Linked DNA regions of Mus musculus: region 1 is linked to region 2. Evidence: chromatin contacts called from ENCODE Hi-C or POLR2A ChIA-PET data. All regions are on one chromosome and are shown on one strand. The core of a region is the stretch at or near the end of the contact, and the rest is flanking DNA. Distances in the headings are between cores, read along the strand shown. Region 1 holds the start of Entr1 (endosome associated trafficking regulator 1). Region 2 holds the start of Gpsm1 (G-protein signalling modulator 1 (AGS3-like, C. elegans)).

Region 1 (6,332 bases), core at 2,537-5,036, 74 kb before region 2:
GGATGAAGTCGTCCTCCTATGGAATGCAGAACCATACCAGTCAGTGTCAGTCGGCCATAGTTGCTTGACCCCACTGGTGCACCCGACCTATACCTGGACTCACCAGGAAGGAACAGCTCTCCAGTCCCACCATGATGTGTGTGAGCTCTGGAATTGGGGTTGGGCCAAGGCTGACATTTGACATGTCTCTTTCCACCTGTAAACAACCAGACACATGTCAATAAAGCCAGCAAACATCTACTACAAAAACAGCCACACTCAATCAGACACCAGGTGACCTCAGCCCTGTCACCTCTTGCTTTGAACAGGGGATGTGTTCATACTGTCATAGTGCTGGATTGTACACTAAGGAGAAGCATAAACACATTCATCAACACACCCAGAGAATACATGGCACAAGTCCTGAGACTTTTCCTGCCAAGTTACCTTGATGATCCCCCCAGTGTACTGTGCCACTGATCTGTCAACGTCCACCGTTCCAGGGGCTCCCCAGGCAGGCTCGGCTCCCACGAGGTACTTTCTGGCACATTCTACTAGGTGCTCATGCTCCACGCCCACCCCAGCAAGCACCATGCGGTCAGGGGTGTAGTAGTTCTTTAGGTAGGAGTGCAGCACTTCCCGATCGATCTTCGCTATGTTCTCTACAGGGCAGAACCGGTGCAGACCCACTGTGTTCTCCCTAAAAGCAGCCTGCAGCAGGCAGGAGGAGAACAAACCCAAGGGAGAAAAACAATCAGGTCCCCGCCTCGGCCTATGACCACATCTGCCACAAAAAGACTGGGCAGTATCTCCAGTTTGGCTCCGTGTCTGGAAGCAGCAAGTTTACCCCAAAGAGAAGATTTGAAAAACACAAGAAGAGCCACACAGATGGAATGGTAATGACTGTGGTACCCTAAGTGGGAACAGCTACCACTGCAGACATGGCAGGCTCAGAAGAATACAGCTATGAGAGCTCGCTCATGTGCCCACAATCTTAGCACACAGGAAGCCAAGGCAGGGAGGTTATGAATTCAACACCAAATCTGAACCAAAAGCAACTATCACAAAAACAAAACAAAAACAAAAAACCCCAGGAAGCTAAGCCTGTTCTGTGACCCTAACCACCCGCAAGGCCAACAGCAGGGAGAGGTTTTACTTCATGAATCATCTCGGTGAGCAGTGGCTCTGGGTCAGGTCTCATGTTCAGGTCCTCTAGTTCAAACTGCACAGCCATCCTCGTCATCTCAATTTCTTCATCTGCAAGAGTCCAGACAAGGGTTTGGCCTGAACCAGCAAGGAAGAAGACAGCACTGACCTGAGCAGCCGGGCCTGGCTAGGTGCTTGCTATCGTGCTAGCAAAAGCTCTGGAGCACCTGCAAGGGAGGAGGCCAGATGAAAATTAGGGCCCCCGGCCTCTTGTCTTTTTCTGTTCTGCAGACCTTTGGACCTGCTCCAAGCTCTGCTGCTTCACCTGCTGTCTGTTCCAAAACACACCTGTGAGGACACAAGGTGGCTGTGGTAACACTTAGGAACCAGACACCCCCTGAGTCAGGGCTCCATTCCTCCGCTGGAGACATGCGGCCAGGCTGCTGTGAAACTGGGCAAAAAGCAGCTGGCAGGGCTAGCTGCTGCGCCCTCTCCCATCCTAACAGGACTCAAAGACTCGGAGGATAAAGGAGACCAGGCAAGAGAAACTTCTGTAGGCATGGCATTCATGCTTACACACGGGATGAGGGACATTTCTGAGCAGAACTTTAGTAAACCCTTTAAGGTCTCGTTTAGATATATTAAAGGATGAAACATTGTGTAGAACACTGCAGGCTTGTTTCAGCACTGGCACTCTCCAATGATTGGCACATGAGTGCCCGGCTCTAACAGTGCCTCCCCACAGGAAGTTATAGCCCTTCCAAAGCTCCTCCTGACCACCCAGCCTCAGAGCCACACCTGTCAGTCGGGGGTGCAGAACCACATCAGCCAACAGATCCACCACAGTGTCCAAGCCTTTGCTGTCAGCAGACACAGCATACATGGTGGTGTCTCTGAAAGGAAATAAGCCACAATAGCAGGTGCATGGTTTACACCAGATAACAACTCAGTCACTGAGGCCCTTCATGCCAGCAAAGACACTACCACTACCTCTTTCTTGGGTGTGAAGGCCTTCTGGGAGCCACAACTGCCCACAGTGAAGCTCTCCATGAGATACTTTGGAACCAGAGGAAACTGGTTCTCCTCTCTTCACAGAGGAAGTCTCTCACTCAGGGCTTCCTAGGCCTGGACAAATAACCAGCTGGTCTAAATGAAGACTGGTTTCACATGGACACATGCCCAGCTTCAGATAGCCAGCAGCAGCCTGCCTGTTTAGCTTAGCATTCTTCCCAGGTAAAGGCCTGGACAATTAAAGGTCAAAGGATGTCAGAGAAGAAACTAGTATGGAATGCTTTCTGTCCCCAACATCAGGCATGCTGTGGATTTTCAGAGAGACTCTAAGAGACTCTGACCAAGGATGAGGAGGACATGATGAGGAGGACAGATGGACATGAAATACCTTGAGGTCTGGCAGTCACAGATACCACCATGTTTTTCCAGCGTAAGCAGGATTTCGTCTTTGCTGTCAAATCGAGCAGTGGACTATAAAAATAATTAAGCTTAAGTAAATAACCCAAAATCCATTAAGTGTACATTTGCTTTCAAACACACAAAATCATGTCAGAAGTCTTTTGTGAGCACCAACTTCATATTCAGATCCTTAACTAATACAAGTTCTTAAAAAGGAAAACTGAAAACTTATAAAAATTACAAATTAGACACTGACCGAAAATGCCAATTTTTCCAAAAAATGAGCTATTCCACTAAGATATTTCGCTTCATATCGTGATCCTGAATTAATAAGAACTGGTAATAAAAAGAAAATGGACAGGTTAAGCCAAATATTCAAAACATTTAATCAACAGAAAGTTTTCAAAACAATGGCCAATAGAACTTACTTCCTACGGTACAGAATTGTCCAAACTTATTTTGAGATGCCACACGAAGCCCATTGTCCAGAGTGGTAACTTTGGTTTCAAACTTTTCCTGTCCATCAACTGTTGCAAAAATAGGCTTGGGTACTCCAGGCAAGGGAGAAGAGAGGGGGATGTTGGGGTAGGTGGCACCACTGCTGAACCGTCTGTGTGCAGGAGATCCAAACCTACAGCAGAGCAGCAAAATATTTAGTCTTATTTTATGTCACGGATGTATGTTCATCACAGGCATGCCCGTTGTCCATGGAGGTCAGAAGAGGGCTTTGGATCCCCTGGATAGTGGAGTTATAGATAGATGGTTGTGAGCCACCAAATGGGCGCTGGTAGCCAAACCCAGGGGAAGCAGTCAGTAGGCCTAACTACTGAGCCATCTCTTCGACCCCGGTCTTTGGGGCTTCACTGTCCACTCTGATCAGCAGGCTGCGTGAGAAACGAGTTCCTGTGCATATGGGCCTGGGCAAGCCCGGCCCCTCAGGGCTTCGCTTTGGTCTAAAGGCTCCAGCCGAGGGACTCTGCCGACCACTCCCAACCAGGTTCCAGTCCCCAGCTCCTTCTCCAGGCCCAAGGCGCCTGTGCTCTGATCCAGAGGCCCATTCTTCTCTTCCAGTTCCCCCCGGTACCAACTCCCCCGAGTCCTCCCTTCCTCGCACCGAGACAGGCCTCGGCTCACCTGGGCCGCGCGCACAGCACCGCAGATCCCCGAAGCAGCCGCGCAGCCGCCCACACTGCCGTCGCCATCGCGCCGCCGCGCTTCTGCGGTCACTTCCGCTTCCGACCCCGCCCCGCGGCGTTCGGCGCTGGCTTCCGGCCCGCCGAGCCGGATGAGGCAGGGGCCGGCGACTGCCTTGCGGGCCATGGGGCCGCGGCCGGGTTAGGGCGCGGCGATGTCGGGCTACGCGCGGCGGCAGGGCGCGCCCCCTCTATCGCGGACGCGGAGCCTTGTGGTTCCCGACGGTGAGCGGCGCGCGGCTGGGGCAGGGCCGGGGGGCGCGGGCGGCGGCGGCCCGCGGTGAAGCCGCTCTCGTTGTCGCTTACAGCTCCTGCGTTCTATGAGCGCCGGTCTTGTCTCCCCCAGCTAGACTGTGAGCGCCCCCATGGCGGGGACCTGCACCCCCATCTCTTCGGCTTTCGGCCGACGTTTATGTGCTATGTGCCCAGCCCGGTGCTGGCTTCGGTAGGAGACACAGGTGAGAGTCGGTCGGGGCGCCGGCCACAGTGCGGAGCTGGGCAGCGCGGGGAGCCCTCCCCACAGCCCGCCCGCCCGCCTCAAGGCAGGAAGGTAGTGCCTGGTGGAGCTCGGAGGCCACTTAAGCCCACCGGCTTGGGCAAGGCCAGGGGCTGGACCTAGCGGGTCTGCGTTCCACCTGCAGCTGCTCTTAGAGCGCGCAGGGATGTGTAGTTTACCGCATCCAGCCTCAGAAGACAGCTTTCTAGTCCCAGACTCAGTGGGAGTCAGGCGTCTGCGGTCTTCACCTCCCTGGACAAACGCTGCAGTCATAAGGCTTGCTGTGATCACGGTGAGCTGACCATGTCTTTTTGCAGGTTTTGGCTATGGAAAGGGGAAATGTACTAACCAAGGTCCTTCGGGAGCCCCTGAGACGCGCTTTGGAGGTAGAGTAGCTCAGTGGGTCTTCTTTCCCTCTTAGACTCAGTGCCTGGCAGGGGTCTGGCCATGGGCTTTCAGGATGACAGGGTTTAAGGGGTATATACCTGGAGCCCAAAAGAGCAGTGGAGCCGGGCAGTGGTGGCGCACGCCTTTAATCCCAGCACTTGGGAGGCAGAGGTAGGCGGATTTCTGAGTTCGAGGTCAGCCTGGTCTACAGAGTGAGTTCCAGGACAGCCAGGGCTACACAGAGAAACCCTGTCTTGAAAAACCAAGAAAAAGAAAAAAGCGACATAAGATGTAGGTGTTATGAGACCCACATAAGCAACTGAGTCTGATAGGTGTGGAGGTAGAGGCTGGTCAACTAGGGTAGTTGGAGAGAAGGTCAGAGGAAGGGATGGCATAGAGCAGTTCCTGAGATGCACTGTGGCATCTCAGCAGCTTTGAATCGCCTACAGTAGCCTTCAGCCCACTGTGTTGTGTGTTTGTGTGTGCGCACAGGGGGTAGTATGTGTAGGGGGGTGGAGTGAAGTCAGCCTCAGCAACCTACAGGCTTTACTGGGGAACTGGGCATATGACTCAGAGGTAGATCAGTTACCTGAATGTGGGTGGACCCCTGGACTTGACCTTTGTTTGGCACAGCATTTTTTGTTTCTTTTAAAGTGGCAAGGGTTGTCTCAAGGAGGCCAAAGGGTGAGAGCCTGCATATTCTCTAACCTCTTTGGCAGCTCTCATGTTCTGTAATGTTCTTTGAGTTACAGTTGAAACGTGATGGTAACACAGGATGTTGGGCCCTTTCACAGTCTTCTGTGGTGTTCGTTTTTTCAGGTGACAAACTTGAAGACCTTGAAGAAGCCAATCCATTCTCCTTCAAAGAGTTTTTGAAAACCAAGAACCTCAGCCTGTCAAAAGAAGACACGACCACCAGCCGAATTTACCCAAAGGTACATCTGGGAAGCTGTCAGTGGTTGCCTTAAAGGACATCTCTTGTACCTTACAGCTTTGGAGGCAGACACTTGAGTGTGGGGAGCAAAGCAGGACAGATATGGCTGCTGACAGAGAGACTGTGTATGGGTGGAACAGCTGCTTGGCCCCCTTTTGGTAGATGAGATGGGCCTTCTTTGTGGGAGCATAGAGAAGGCTGAGCATTGGCTTCCAGTCTGCAGTGTTTCTCTCCACTGTTTTTAGGAAGCCTCAAGGCACCCACTGGGACTAGAGCACAGCTCCCCTGCCTCCCAGCTCATGGGATATGGCCTGGAATCTCAGCAGCCATTTTTTGAAGACCCAACAAGAGCCAGCAACCTAGAGGAGGATGAAGATGATGGATGGAATATAACCTACTTGCCATCTGCCGTGGATCAGACTCATTCCTCTAGAGACACACAGGACTCACCGCCCTGTGACACCTACCTTTCCTTTTTCTCCAACTCGTCAGAGCTGGCATGTCCCGAGTCTTTGCCCCCATGGACGCTGAGTGACACCGACTCCAGGATCTCCCCAGCGTCTCCAGCTGGGAGTCCTAATGCAGACTTTGCAGCTCATGAAGAATCCCTAGGGGACAGACACCTGCGGACGCTGCAGATAAGTTATGAAGCAGTAAGTGAGGGCAGTGTGGCACCCAACACAGCTGAGCTGTGTTGTGGAGAGGAGCTGCAGTCATCTACTTCCTGGGTGGCCTGGGCTCAATGCCACGGACAAGGCAGTTAGTCATATAATGGCTTGATGTAGAA
Region 2 (5,918 bases), core at 1,927-4,426:
GCTTTCCACCTTCTCCTGCCCTCTGGGGGCAGTCAGTCTGATGAGGCTGAGCAGACAAGTTCCTGGATCCTCTGTTCCCACCTCTGCAGGCCTAGAAGGTGCTGTCCACCTGTCACCTGTCAAGGTGATCACACACCCAGGGGTGCCACCATTTGAACAAACAGATGCTGGGTTATCTCAGACCTCTGAAAGGCCTGTTCACTCCAAGGGTTGCCTGAAATTCTACTCTTGAGGCTCAAAATCAAAGTCACCTGGGGTCTAGAGCTTAGTGTCTCCCACTGTCCATGCCACTCCAATTCTGGGAGTGAGCAACTCTTGTCTGGCATTGGCTTCTGGCCAGACAGACCTACAGATGAACAGACAAACAGTGATCCTTCACCTCCCCAAAGAGGAGGGCACTGCCCACTCAGCTGACCCATCTCTACACTGCGGTCCTGACCCCAAGCCATGTCACCTCTGGAGCCACTTTCAAAGGATCACAGCTCTGTGCCACTCCCCTTACAGATGCCAAGAACACAAGAACCAAGACCCAGGCACTGTCTGCCACATCTCAGTCACTGTAGCAGCAGCTGACTCCACACTCTGCTCGTGGCCTCCTGATCTCATCTGTGTGTCCCCTTAAGTCTCCTGGTGTCCTCTAGTATCCACAACGAGCTGTCTAGCTACCTGAATCTCTGCCTGCCCCCTTCTCTGCAGAGCAGACACCTGGGACTGATCCCTGGCCCAAAGCTTGAGAGACCCTTGCTCACAGCTCCGCACTGCCCAGCATCTCACAGAAGGAAGTTACGCTGACTTTCCCTCAGCAGCCAGGGAAGGGGTGAGAGGGAGTAAGGGGCAGTAGAAGCTGCGAAGGGAAGAGATATCTTAGCTTCAGGAAAGGACCTAAAGGTCAGGGTTGCAGGGCTACCTGGGGAATTGTGCTGTCTGGGACAGCGCTGAGGAGAGAACACAGAAAGAGATACTAAAGTAGGGGACCAGCATTGTATGGCCATGTGGCCACAGAGGCCTTGCCATGCCCGGGCACCAGTAGCCCCTACCCTAGGTGCACCTTTTGTAAGGCCACTCCAATGTGGGCTCCCCTGCTAACCCTCCCTTCCCAGCTTCACTCAAGCCTTAGCCTCTTCCTCGTGGGGCTGGGAGTCCAGAAGAGGACATATAAGGACTTCCTGGCTACTTGTCTCTGGGACCCTCTAGCCCAACCCCCTGTTCTGGCCTCAGTGCCAGTGTACCAGAGATTCTCAACAGAGACCCTCTCCATTCTGCCCCACCCCTCTCAGTGTTCCTGCCTCCCTGAGCCAGCCCCTCGCTACACTCCATGAGGAGCTGGCCATTCAGGGACATTATCTGTGGCTCTTCTCAGCTCTTCAGCCCCATTTTATAAGTATCAAACCCTCTCAGTCAGATACCAGTAAGAATGGGGATGCTCGTGGGACAGTGGATGATTCAGAGAGTGTCTCCCACCAAGACATCCCATATCAGCCCAGGGAAGCCTGGCTGTGACACAACAGGTGGAGGCCAAACAGCTCACGGGCCTCCTGGAAGGCTCAGTGGGAAGGCTCTTGGCTGCACAGCTTAAATCTGGTCCCAGCTCAACCCTCTGAGCTCAGCTTGGGTTTCAGCTTGGAGGGATGCCAAGCTGAGCACAGGGCCTCAACCAGTATCCTGAATACTGTTCCTAACCAGTGAGAGCTACACAGGGGCTAGGGTTCTACCTAGTGAGTCACCTCAAGGGGGAACTGGGAGCAACTGACACAGCTTTGAGACCTGTGCTCTGAATGTCCACCTCCCTCTCTTACATGCGAGCACTCGCACACACATACATACACACACGCACACGCACATGCACACACACGTTGCAGTCTGCCTAGTAGACACCTCCTTCTCACAGGGGTGGCTGGCCCTGAGTTAAATGTGACCCCACAGAGCCTCTGCTCCCAGGGGACTCCAAGAAGCTGCTAGCAAACCTCTTACCCTTGCACTAGAACTTGGAGGAGGGTGTGGGGCTCAGGCATGATCTTCAACACCACACAATGGGGACACTGTCTCTGAGCTGCAGCATTAGAACACTGTATTAGAACGGGACGGCAAGGATCTGTTCGCCAGGCACCAAGCCCTCATTTTGCTCTTTGGGGGTACTAGGCAGAGCTTGGCTAGCTGATGAACCACCCCACTTGAGTAGATTTCTTCAGGGTTGACCCCTAACAGGGAGACCCCAGATATGGGGAAGGGCTAGACGAGGTGGGGGCCAGAAGCTAACTGAAGGATGCTGGGCCTTCCTTTAGGTCTGATGACAGCCCCTGCCCAGAACTCAGGCCGGTCCAGCTCAACCTGAAGCCAGAGTGAACTGACAGCTCTGGTCCACTTCTGGGATCAGCATCTCACCGGAGAACACCCTCATCCATCAAAAGGGAGTCACCAGGGAGGCATGGAGCCAGGGGCAGGACTATCCTGTCATTCCCAGTGGGCGGGCACACAGCACAGACCGCTCGATCACCTGTGAACCTGCCTGGAAGGCAAATGCCTTTGTAGGGAAGCACACACCCACTTGCCTGGCTCAGGCCCAGCTCCTTCTGGCCTAGGGCTGGGGATAGCTAGTGAAGGCAGGGCCCCATCATGACAGCCTGGGTCGTGGCCATGCTACACCAACACCGGGTCACGGCAGTGTCAGGCTTGAGAAGAGAACTCCAGATAACGAAGACTGGCATCCATGCTACTCAGGGTCCCGCAGAGCCGGGTGGTGGAGTGCCCGCCCCGTAAGCCCTTTTGGCATCAGGACAGGGTTGCAGGCAGAACCCAGTCCCAACCCCTCTACCGCGAAACTGATCTTTGGGCCCTGGGCCCCGCGCCCCCACCGCTCCCTACGCAGATCCAGGGAGGCGCGTCCCCGGCCACGTTGCGCGTCGCCGCAGCAGCCTTTGTTCTGGGCCGGCAGCCTCCCGCCCGCGTCTGCCGCTCAGGTCCCCGTTCCCATCCCGGTCCTTGAACTACCTGGAGTAGAGGCGCCTGGAGGCCGGGCCCGGGAGCTCCTCGGCCACGGGCGGGGCCGGGCTCGCCATGAGTCGGGGACGCGCCGAGCAGGAGCACCGCCCCGCTCTGCGGCCGTCCGCCTGCCGATCTGCCCGCCTGTCCGCGCGTCCGTCCGCCTGTCCGCGCGTCCGCGGGAGACGCCGAGGAAGTGATGTGCTGGGGTGCCGCCGCCCCTCCCGCCAGAGCTGTGATGTCACCGCCGCCAGGCGGAGGGAGGGTGGGGAGGGGCAGGCGCCCACCGGCCACCACTGCGGCGGTCCCGCCTACCGTGGGGTGGGCGGGGCTCTGTCTTTGAGGTCCAGTGCAAGGAGAGTCCTGCTCTAGTGTGGACAATGCTGTGTTTCCTTTTCTTTGGGGGGGAAGCCCTGCTAAGCCTGGAGTTTAGTGCTTTTTCTTACACACACACACACACACACACACACACACACACACACACACACACACGAGAGTTTGCTGTCACACACACATCCTGTTCCTTTCCTGTCACCTCTTGTGGGGTACAGGCCATGCAGATGCTCCTGGGGCTAAGGAGAAAACAGGTCTTCCTAGATGGAGTCAGGGTGGGAGGATGCTGTCCAGCCCTAGGCAAGTCTCTACCTTCCTAGGGCTTTCACCACCAGATTTCATGTTGAATTTCATCTGTGAAATGCAAGCGTTTGGAAAACATACTGGAAGAACACCAGGAGCCCACGTGGGAGGCTGGCCGTTGCTCATTCATCTGCCTACCCTCCTCTGAGTTCTCCCAGGACCCTGAGGATCTGAACCTCGGAGTGATCTTTCTTCATCCAACTTGAGTAGCCTTGGAGCCTTCACCTCAGCCAACCCCCAGCCAGCCACAGGGCACCATCTGGACAGCCAGTTCCATTGGGACTCACCCAGGTCTCTGCTCTTCTCTCCAGGCCACTCTAAATCTTCTTGAAAACGTAGCTGTGACCCTCAGTGGAACAGGAACATGTCAGGGTGCAGACTATGGCAGTGTCCTTGGCAGTTTTTCTGCACCCCTGGACCCTGGTCTGAAGAGGGACACCATGCCAAGGTCACCCCAGACAGACCCTGCAGACGCAGCCCACAGTACAGTGGCTTCAGGCGGAGAAAAATGGCAACAAAAACAAACACAAGATAAAACTGGGCTGTTGGCCCTGAGCTAGTTTGTTTTCCTAGGAAGGAGCAGGAGCGAGCAATGAGAACCATCTGTGCCTGGGGCGAGGCGCAAGCTTGCTGCTGTCCCCACACCTCCCCCTAAGACCACAGGAGCCAGGGCTTGCTCTCTCTTGGCTAAGGCAGAGTGTGTGTTATGGCTGGCCAGGCACCACCCACGTTTGCTGAAGTCTCGGGCCTGGTCCCTAGCAGACCCTGGCTCTGGAATGCAGGCGCTTCCTGGTTGCCTTCAAAGGATACAACATACACATGGAGGCTGCTATGACCCACTTGGTGTCAGACTGGGCTTAGATTCCCAGGCCTTGGTTTTAGGAGGCCCTTAGAGACATACTGCAGCAATACAAGCCCCTGCGGGCCCCCAGCTTTGCCAAGGACCAAACCAATGAGCCCCATATGTGATGTTACAGGGTTCTGTTGTTAGGCCCACAACATTCTACTGGGGACAAATTTGCTTCTTCCTTGAGTCAGGAAGAGGGCCACAGGTTGCGAGTCAGCTCTGAAGCAAGCTGTCTGAGGATTCAGTTTCTGTGTTAGAAAGACATGAACTGCCGGGCATGGTGGTGCACGCCTTTAATCCCAGCACTTGGGAGGCAGAGGCAGGCAGATTTCTGAGTTCAAGGCCAGCCTTGTCTACAAAGTGAGTTCCAGGACAGCCAGGGCTATACAGAGAAACTCTGTCTTGAAAAACCAAAAAAAAAAAAAAAAGACACGAACTTCAAAACTATCTCTGTCCCTACTGCTTTCTCCAAGCTTCTGTTCTGTCACCCACAAAGGGTCTATGAGGATGAGGCCTGTGTCGTGCTTATGGTTCCTGGCATACAATGAGTACCTCTGGCATCAGAGGACTATTACAATTGTATTTGATCCTGGGGAACCCTACAGTCACTCCTGGCACACACTCTACCACACAGCCAGGGTAGCTTCTGCCATCACAGGCCTCTTTAGGTGGAATGTAGTAAGAGTAGGCATGGAGAAGCAGGCCCAACATTGGGGACACTTGTGGGAAAGGGCAAGATGGGCCTAGAAGAAGAGGGACCCTTGGGATATCAACCCACATCTCTGTGGGCCTCCTGCTAGCTCTGAACACACACACACACACACACACACACACACACACACATATGAACACACAGACACACACACAGAAGGAGAGGGAGAGGGAGAAGGGAGGGGCAGAGAGAGAGAGACTCGGTTCAGCCTTCGAAGGAGCTCCCCCCCCTCCCGCCCCCCGTGTATACAGCGAGGACCTGGTTATCCTCTACCTATAAAGTCTCTGCAGCAGCTGAATGGTGGTTTTCTCCCTATGGAACATTTGAGAGAAGAAGATTCTTTTCCATGTGGGAATAACCCCTAGCTATGTTACTGATACTGGGGAAGAGTGGAAGACAGGTGACTTCATCACCGCCCCATGTCAGGTGAGTGAGGGCCAAGGAGTTCATGTCAGCTCCAGTCATCTTCACACCACATTACCAGGTGACTTCCTGCAGTCACCGACTTGTGCCTGCTGTGGTCACTTGATGGTCTGTGGCATGCACAAGGTGGCAGTAGTGACTCATTCCAGGTCATCTCCCTGGGTGTGGGAACACAAGGCAAAAGTTTCACAGGCCTAAACTTCACCTTGCCCTGGACCTATAACCCTGGGTCAGGAGTGGATTAGAATACCCCTGTGATGGGTGTCTAGACCCTGCCTTCTACCTGATGCCTCCTAGGGCTCCTCTCCCAGTAGAGCTGAT

Evidence for each region. A loop is a pair of places that touch in the nucleus more often than their neighbours do. ChIA-PET counts read pairs that join two places held with the same protein, here RNA polymerase II (POLR2A).
Region 1: a map of left cerebral cortex shows a loop between it and region 2 (2.1-fold over the local background). The contact joins the promoter of Entr1 here to the promoter of Gpsm1 in region 2. A Hi-C loop is called at or near these places in 1 of 37 maps with a recorded cell type or tissue (left cerebral cortex). POLR2A ChIA-PET finds 5 or more read pairs at or near these places in 4 of 5 experiments (Patski and embryonic stem cell).

What each region holds. Positions count from the first base shown.
Region 1 is chr2:26,386,770-26,393,101 of GRCm38, reverse strand. It overlaps Entr1 (endosome associated trafficking regulator 1), which reads left to right and starts at 3,786. Exons shown (of 10, transcript NM_026563.3): 1 at 3,786-3,953; 2 at 4,037-4,186; 3 at 4,542-4,610; 4 at 5,431-5,546; 5 at 5,791-6,198. The coding sequence starts at 3,884. It overlaps Pmpca (peptidase (mitochondrial processing) alpha), which reads right to left and starts at 3,754. Exons shown (of 13, transcript NM_173180.3): 1 at 3,670-3,754; 2 at 2,964-3,166; 3 at 2,792-2,871; 4 at 2,525-2,607; 5 at 1,924-2,018; 6 at 1,136-1,236; 7 at 427-690; 8 at 104-196; 9 at 1-16. The coding sequence starts at 3,737.
Region 2 is chr2:26,312,791-26,318,708 of GRCm38, reverse strand. Gpsm1 (G-protein signalling modulator 1 (AGS3-like, C. elegans)) reads right to left here and starts at 3,176. Exons shown (of 14, transcript NM_153410.5): 1 at 2,989-3,176. The coding sequence starts at 3,056. It overlaps Gm52505 (a long non-coding RNA gene), which reads left to right. Exons shown (of 2, transcript XR_003953775.1): 2 at 2,283-3,360.